Linked DNA regions of Homo sapiens: region 2 is linked to region 1. A link is an interaction called in ENCODE POLR2A ChIA-PET data of the cell type or tissue named here. Cell type or tissue: PC-9. All regions are shown on one strand. Each heading gives the region's core, and the rest is flanking DNA. Links, peaks and the distances in the headings are about the cores only. Region 1 has its middle 130 kb from the start of GACAT2. Region 2 overlaps ANKRD12 (ankyrin repeat domain 12).

Region 1 (2,926 bases), core at 91-2,590:
AGGGTGTAGAAGTGCTTTAGGCAAATTCCCTGTCTTCTCCATAAGCCATTTGGCAAATATAATAATGTGTCAGTAGTGTCTGAGTTCATCCTTCTGTCATGAGTTATGTGAGGATTTAACAGGCCATGATCCCTTTAGAAATGGTACCACATTAATAAAAGAAACAGTCATCAGTAGCTATTGCTTTTCTAGAATACACTGAGGAAAGGATTCTGGTCAAATAGGTCATTTGAGGCTATTTTGCAACCTTGAAAAGAGATGAAATGAAGTCGGTGAAATTCAAGACGTAATTTAGTCTATTAAGCTCTAGGGCAGAAGCTGGTGAGCTGAGATGGGCCCAGGTCCACCATGACAGCCTACATCGTGTCCTTTAGTGAGGCCAGTTCAACAACGTGCAGCCTGGCTCCATTTGCTTTCCCAGAGGGGTGGTTATTGCAGTGGGTTTGGGGTCAGCTTGCAAGTACCTGGTCAGTATAGCATTGGTGTGAAAGCCTGCTTTGCTGGTAATTACTGTGTAATCTTGAGACAGCCAAATACCTTTCTGATCCTCAGTTCCTGTAGCTATAAAAGTAGGGCAGTCACCTTGATTGGCAGGTTGACTGGAAGAATTCAGTGAGACAACAGCAACTTGCACTTGTTGAGCAGTTCTCATGTGACAGGTCCTGCAGTCACTCACAGCCTCATTAGTCCCTCAGAGCCACCTTGGAAAGATGCTGTCGTTCTCCCACTTGACAACATGAGAAAACTCAACTCCAGAGAGGGCAAGGAACAATGCCCAAGATCACACAGTATGGTAGGGAGAATTTGCACCCATGTCTGTCTGACCAGACCTCAGACTCTTAAATCCGCTTACCACCATGGCTCCCAAATGTTGCTGCAAAGTGGAATTACCTAGGCAGCTTTAAAAAGTTCTGATGCCCAGATCTCACCCCAGACCAGTTACATCAGGAGGTCTCGGGTGGGGCCAGGCATTGATTTTTTTTTTTTTTTTTAGACAAGGTCTTGGTCTGTCACCTAGGCTGGTAGTGTGGTAATGTGGTCATTGCTCACTGCAGCCTCAAACTCCTGGGCTCGAGTGATCCTCCCGCCTCCGCCTCTAGAGTAGCTGGAACTACAGCTATGCATCACCACACCTGGCTAATTGTTTTATTTTTTGTAGAGATGGAGTCTCACTATATTGACCAGGCTGGTCTCAAACTCCTGGCCTCAGGGGATCCTCCCGAAGTACTAGGATTACAGGCATGAGCCACTGTGCCTGGCCAGGCATCAGGGTTTTTGAAACTCCCTGGTGATCCAGTGTGCATTATAGTTTAGGAACCACTAGCTTAAGAAATTCTCCTCTACTGTTGGCTGTTGATCCCAGCTGCTCATTAGAGTCACAAGGGGAAACATTTAAAATATTACCAGAAGCCACATCCAAGAGATTCTGATTTGCTTGGTCTGGGGTGGAGCCTTAAGTCACTCTAGATGATTCTAAGATGCAGCCAGGTAGAGACTGCTGTGCCACGTTATAGGGAAAGCACCCGGCACTAGTAAGCAGCTAGAGAATGTGGGCGGTTATTGAAAGTATGTATAAAATGAAGGTTTGGTTAGGATGTTCTTAAGGTCCCTTCCCACTTGCATTTGTAATTCCCTAGGAAAATTACTATTCACCTTTGTCTCAGTGTGCTGGCTCAAGGGAGGAATGCAACCTGTACTTTTTCAACAAGTGTTTGGAGGAAAAAGGAGTAAGTGTAGGAGCAGCATCCTGGGAATATTTAGCCCAGTCCTTTTGCCTCATATGCGTAGCTAGTTCACTAGTGAGCTCAATTCTACTTTCATCTACCTCTTAGCCAAAGGAACTGAAAGTTTATTTTATTATGAAGTCAGAGAGTTGAATAAGGGAGAAAAAATCTTTGGAGAGCTTGAAATTCTTTTACCTCTGTTAATGTGAAGTGGCATTTTTATATGCTGTGGAAATTCTGTCTTCTGTTTTGATTTCTTTCCCTGATGTTACTTATATATGTATTTCCATTTTTTTAGACAGTTATTCAGTCAGTATTGGCCAGGTTATGCCGCATTAATGAACAATTCCCCAAATCTCAGTGGTGTAACGTAGTAAGAGCTCATTTTTCACTCATGCTTCATAAAGTGAGTCCATGCATCCCGGTCACTGAAGGATCCCCTCATGTGATGCTTCTACAATTGCTGAAGCAGAAAAAGGAATATGGTAAGTGGGCATTGGCTCTAAAAACTTCCCGCAGGAAGTGACACATGTGGCTACTGTTCACATTTTATTGGCCAAAGAACTGTACCTCACTTCAAAGGGCAGTGGAAAAGTGTGATTTTATTATGTCTTCAGAGGGAGCAAATGGAATATTTTGAACAGCTCTAATGACTAACACAACAAAATTTATATATATCTCCTTTTTGTTAGCACTACCCTGAGAACTTTGGCACCTGTCTAGAGTGTATCTCACAAGTAAACAGCCACAAACCCACAAGACAGTATGGATGTTGCTGCCCATGTCAGTAGGACACGCTGGAGGAAGTTGACATGAACTGATGGGGTGTAAGGAGGGAGAGTTTTTCACGGGAATAGGATGAAAGGTGACTGTTCCTACAAAATGCCATAGAAGATGGTATGCCTGGAAAGGAGTAAACTGGTGTTCTGCTAGGGCATGCACTGCATGCTGTTAGCTGTTACTAGGGGATTACTATGTTAGGATGGATGGCAGGGTCCTGGGTATCAGGAGGGCTGAGCTCCTTTTCCCCACTTGGGTTTTATATTTATCTTGCAAAATCCGAAAGGAGTATTACATGCATAACCTAGGTAGTACATTTTGAAATTTTCTCTCTCACTCTTTCTGTTCCCTCACCATTTCTACCTGCAGAAATCTTATGCATTCTACAAAGGACTCTTACCAAACAGGTCAGTGTGAGGTCT
Region 2 (2,926 bases), core at 215-2,714, 310 kb before region 1:
CTAGGGCAATCTGAATAAAGTATGAACTTTAGTTAACAATCATTTATTAATATTGGTTTTTTATTTGGGACATATGTATCATCCCAATGTAAGATGTTAATAGAGGCAACTGGTATAAAGGTACACAGGAAACCTCTGTACTATCTTCACAGTTTTTCTGTACATCTAAAACCACTCTACTAAAGCAAGAAGTTTATTTTAAAAAGTTTCTCAGGTAACTCTGATGGTTTGGAAGCCATTAAGCAACGACTCCATCCTCTTCAGAGAAAACATCTACATCTCTAGTTACTTTACCTCATATTGACTTTGTGTCACTCACAGCCTTTATCTCTACCTCAAATCCTGCCCCCATCCTGGTTTCACGTCTATATCCCATCTCAGTTTGACCACTTAAGTTCTTTGACTTCTCATGATTAAAAACCTTTTCTACTCCACTTAAGCCACTTACTTTATTTTTGTTTTTCAGAATTTTTGTTAATATCTTTGGTCATTTTTCTGCTGTGGCAATCATTTTCCTATCGATTTGTAAGAGGAAAACCGATGCTGTCATTTTTGTTGCATATTTTTTAGAACTGTGATTAAATATACATAACATACTGAGGCAAAAGAATCGCTTGAACCAGGGAGGCAGAGGTTGCAGTGAGTCGAGATCATGCCACTGCACTCCAGCCTGGGAGACAGAGCAAGACTCCATCTCAAAAAAAAAAAAAAAAATACATATATATATATATACACACACACACACACACACACACACACACACACACCCACACACACCATAAAATTTACCATTTTAACTATATTTAAATACAGATGGTCCTCAGCTTACAATGGTTCGACTTACAATATTTGGACTTTATAAATGGTGCAAAAGTCATACGTACTCACTAGAAACAGTACTTTGATTTTTGAATTTTTATCTTTTCCTAGGCTATTGGTATGTGGTAGTATACTCTCTTGTGATGCTGGGCAGCTCCCAGTCAGCCACACGATGACAGGGGTAAACAACCACGAGATGATCAACACTTTATTATAAAATAGGCTTCATGTTATTTTGTTCAACCGTAGGCTACTGTAAGTATGCTGAGTACATTTACAGAGGCTAGTCTAAGCTATGATGTTCAGTAGACTAGGTGTATTAATGCATTTTTAACTTAATAGTATTTTCAACTATTGTTTAGTTGGGATGTAACGCCATCCTAATTCTAGAAGCACGGTTCAGAGTTCTGTGGCACTGAGTAACATCCACACTGTCATGCAATCATCACTACCATCTATCTCTAGAACTTGATCATCTTCTGTAACTGAAACCCATTTAACAAGAAAACTCATTTCCCACTTTTCCCAGCTCCTGGTAATCACCATTCTTTCTATCTCCATGAACCTACTCTAGGCACTTCGTGCAAGTGCAATCATATGATATTTTTCCTTTTGTGTGACTAGATTATTTCACTTAGCATACTGACTTCAAAGTTCTGACACATGCTGTAGCATGTGTCACAATTTTTTTTCAATGCTCTCTACACAGCCAATACTTTCCTTTTTAAAGCTGAGTAATATTCCATTTACGTATATACCACATTTTGCTGAGTGGATATTGGGCTGTTTCTACCTTCTGGCTATTGTGAATAATGCTGCTATAAACATGGGTAAACAATGCAAATATATTTTTGATGCCTGTAGTTTTCTTGATAAATCCTTCCTTTGCTTTTAGATATAAAGCTTCTCTAGCCAAAGATCAGAATACATTCAATCTTATTTCAACTACTTTTGATGTTTAACTCTTTTCATCCACTTACCTATAATGCCAATTTTTATTTTTAAACCACACTCTTACTCCTTTATATGTTAATAACTAAATCTCTTTTCAGGCTTTCTAGTCTGTTCCACCAATACTCTGTCTTTCCATTCTTGTATCAATACTGTACTGTTTTTATTGTACAGCTTTCTAATACTAATTTTACTCCCTCCTCACCGTTTTTCTTTTTCAAAATTATCTTAATTCTCACCAAATGAATTTCAGAATTAATTATGACAAGGTAAAAATGTTGGCATCTGGGACAAAAAAAATATAAAAATTAAACCATATAAGTATTAGGGGAAAAATCCTTGGATAGAGAAAGCCTTTCCAAAATGTGACATAAAAGTCAAAAGTCTTTTTCTTTTTTTTTTTTTTTTTTGAGACAGAGTCTCACTCTGTTGCCCAGGCTGGAGTGCAGTGGCGTGATCTTGACTCACCACAACCTCCACCTCCCCAGTTCAAGCGGCGATTCTCCTGCCTTAGCCTCTCAAGTAGCTGGGATTACAAGCATGCAATACCATGCACAGCTAATTTTTGCATTTTTAGTAGAGATTCGGTTTCATCATGTTGGCCAGGCTGCTTTGGAATTCCTGGCCTCAAGCGATCCGCCCACCTCAGCCTAAATAAAAATTTAAAATTTCTACAATGTAAACATCATAAACAGAAATCAGAAAACAAGTGAAAACATTTGCAACACATATGAAAAAGAATAATCCAAGAGGTATAACAAATCAGTGAAAAACAGAAAAATTACAAAAAAAATCAGAAGACATGAACAAAGAACAAAAAACACAAAAGTAAACATACAGAAGTATGCAAACTCATTCACAGTTTTGAAACTATAAAATAATGACATGACTTCTCACTTAAAAGTCTGACCAAGATTAAAACTGTTGGCAAGGGTTTGGGAAAACCAGCATTTTAATCCACTGCTGATGGGGATAAAAATTGGGATATATTCTCCTTGGAGAGGTATTTGGCAGAAACCATAAAAATTTAAACGCACAGTCTTCTCTTCTAGTAATTCTACTTCTGGGATTATCCTACAGGTGTACTTACACAAATATGTAAAGATAATATAAAAAGACATTCAAGGAAGTGTTACTAGTATGCCCAAAACACTGG

The links. ChIA-PET counts read pairs that join two places held together with the same protein. Peaks named below come from ENCODE experiments on the same cell type or tissue, not always from the same donor. Only the 100,000 strongest peaks of a DNase experiment are listed, where the experiment ranks them.
Region 2: POLR2A ChIA-PET joins it to region 1 with 5 read pairs; 2 of 35 experiments call an interaction of 5 or more read pairs at or near these places.

What each region holds. Positions count from the first base shown.
Region 1 is chr18:8,840,889-8,843,814 of GRCh38, reverse strand. No RefSeq gene overlaps it. Among named protein-coding and RNA genes, the nearest start is that of GACAT2, 130 kb to the right of the region's middle. In PC-9, for the core only: no CTCF peak of the experiment used is centred there; a DNase peak (open chromatin) is centred at 1,554; H3K27ac peaks cover 479 bases.
Region 2 is chr18:9,155,392-9,158,317 of GRCh38, reverse strand. All of the region lies in intron 1 of ANKRD12 (ankyrin repeat domain 12), which reads right to left. Among named protein-coding and RNA genes, the nearest start is that of ANKRD12, 20 kb to the right of the region's middle. In PC-9, for the core only: no CTCF peak of the experiment used is centred there; no DNase peak of the experiment used is centred there.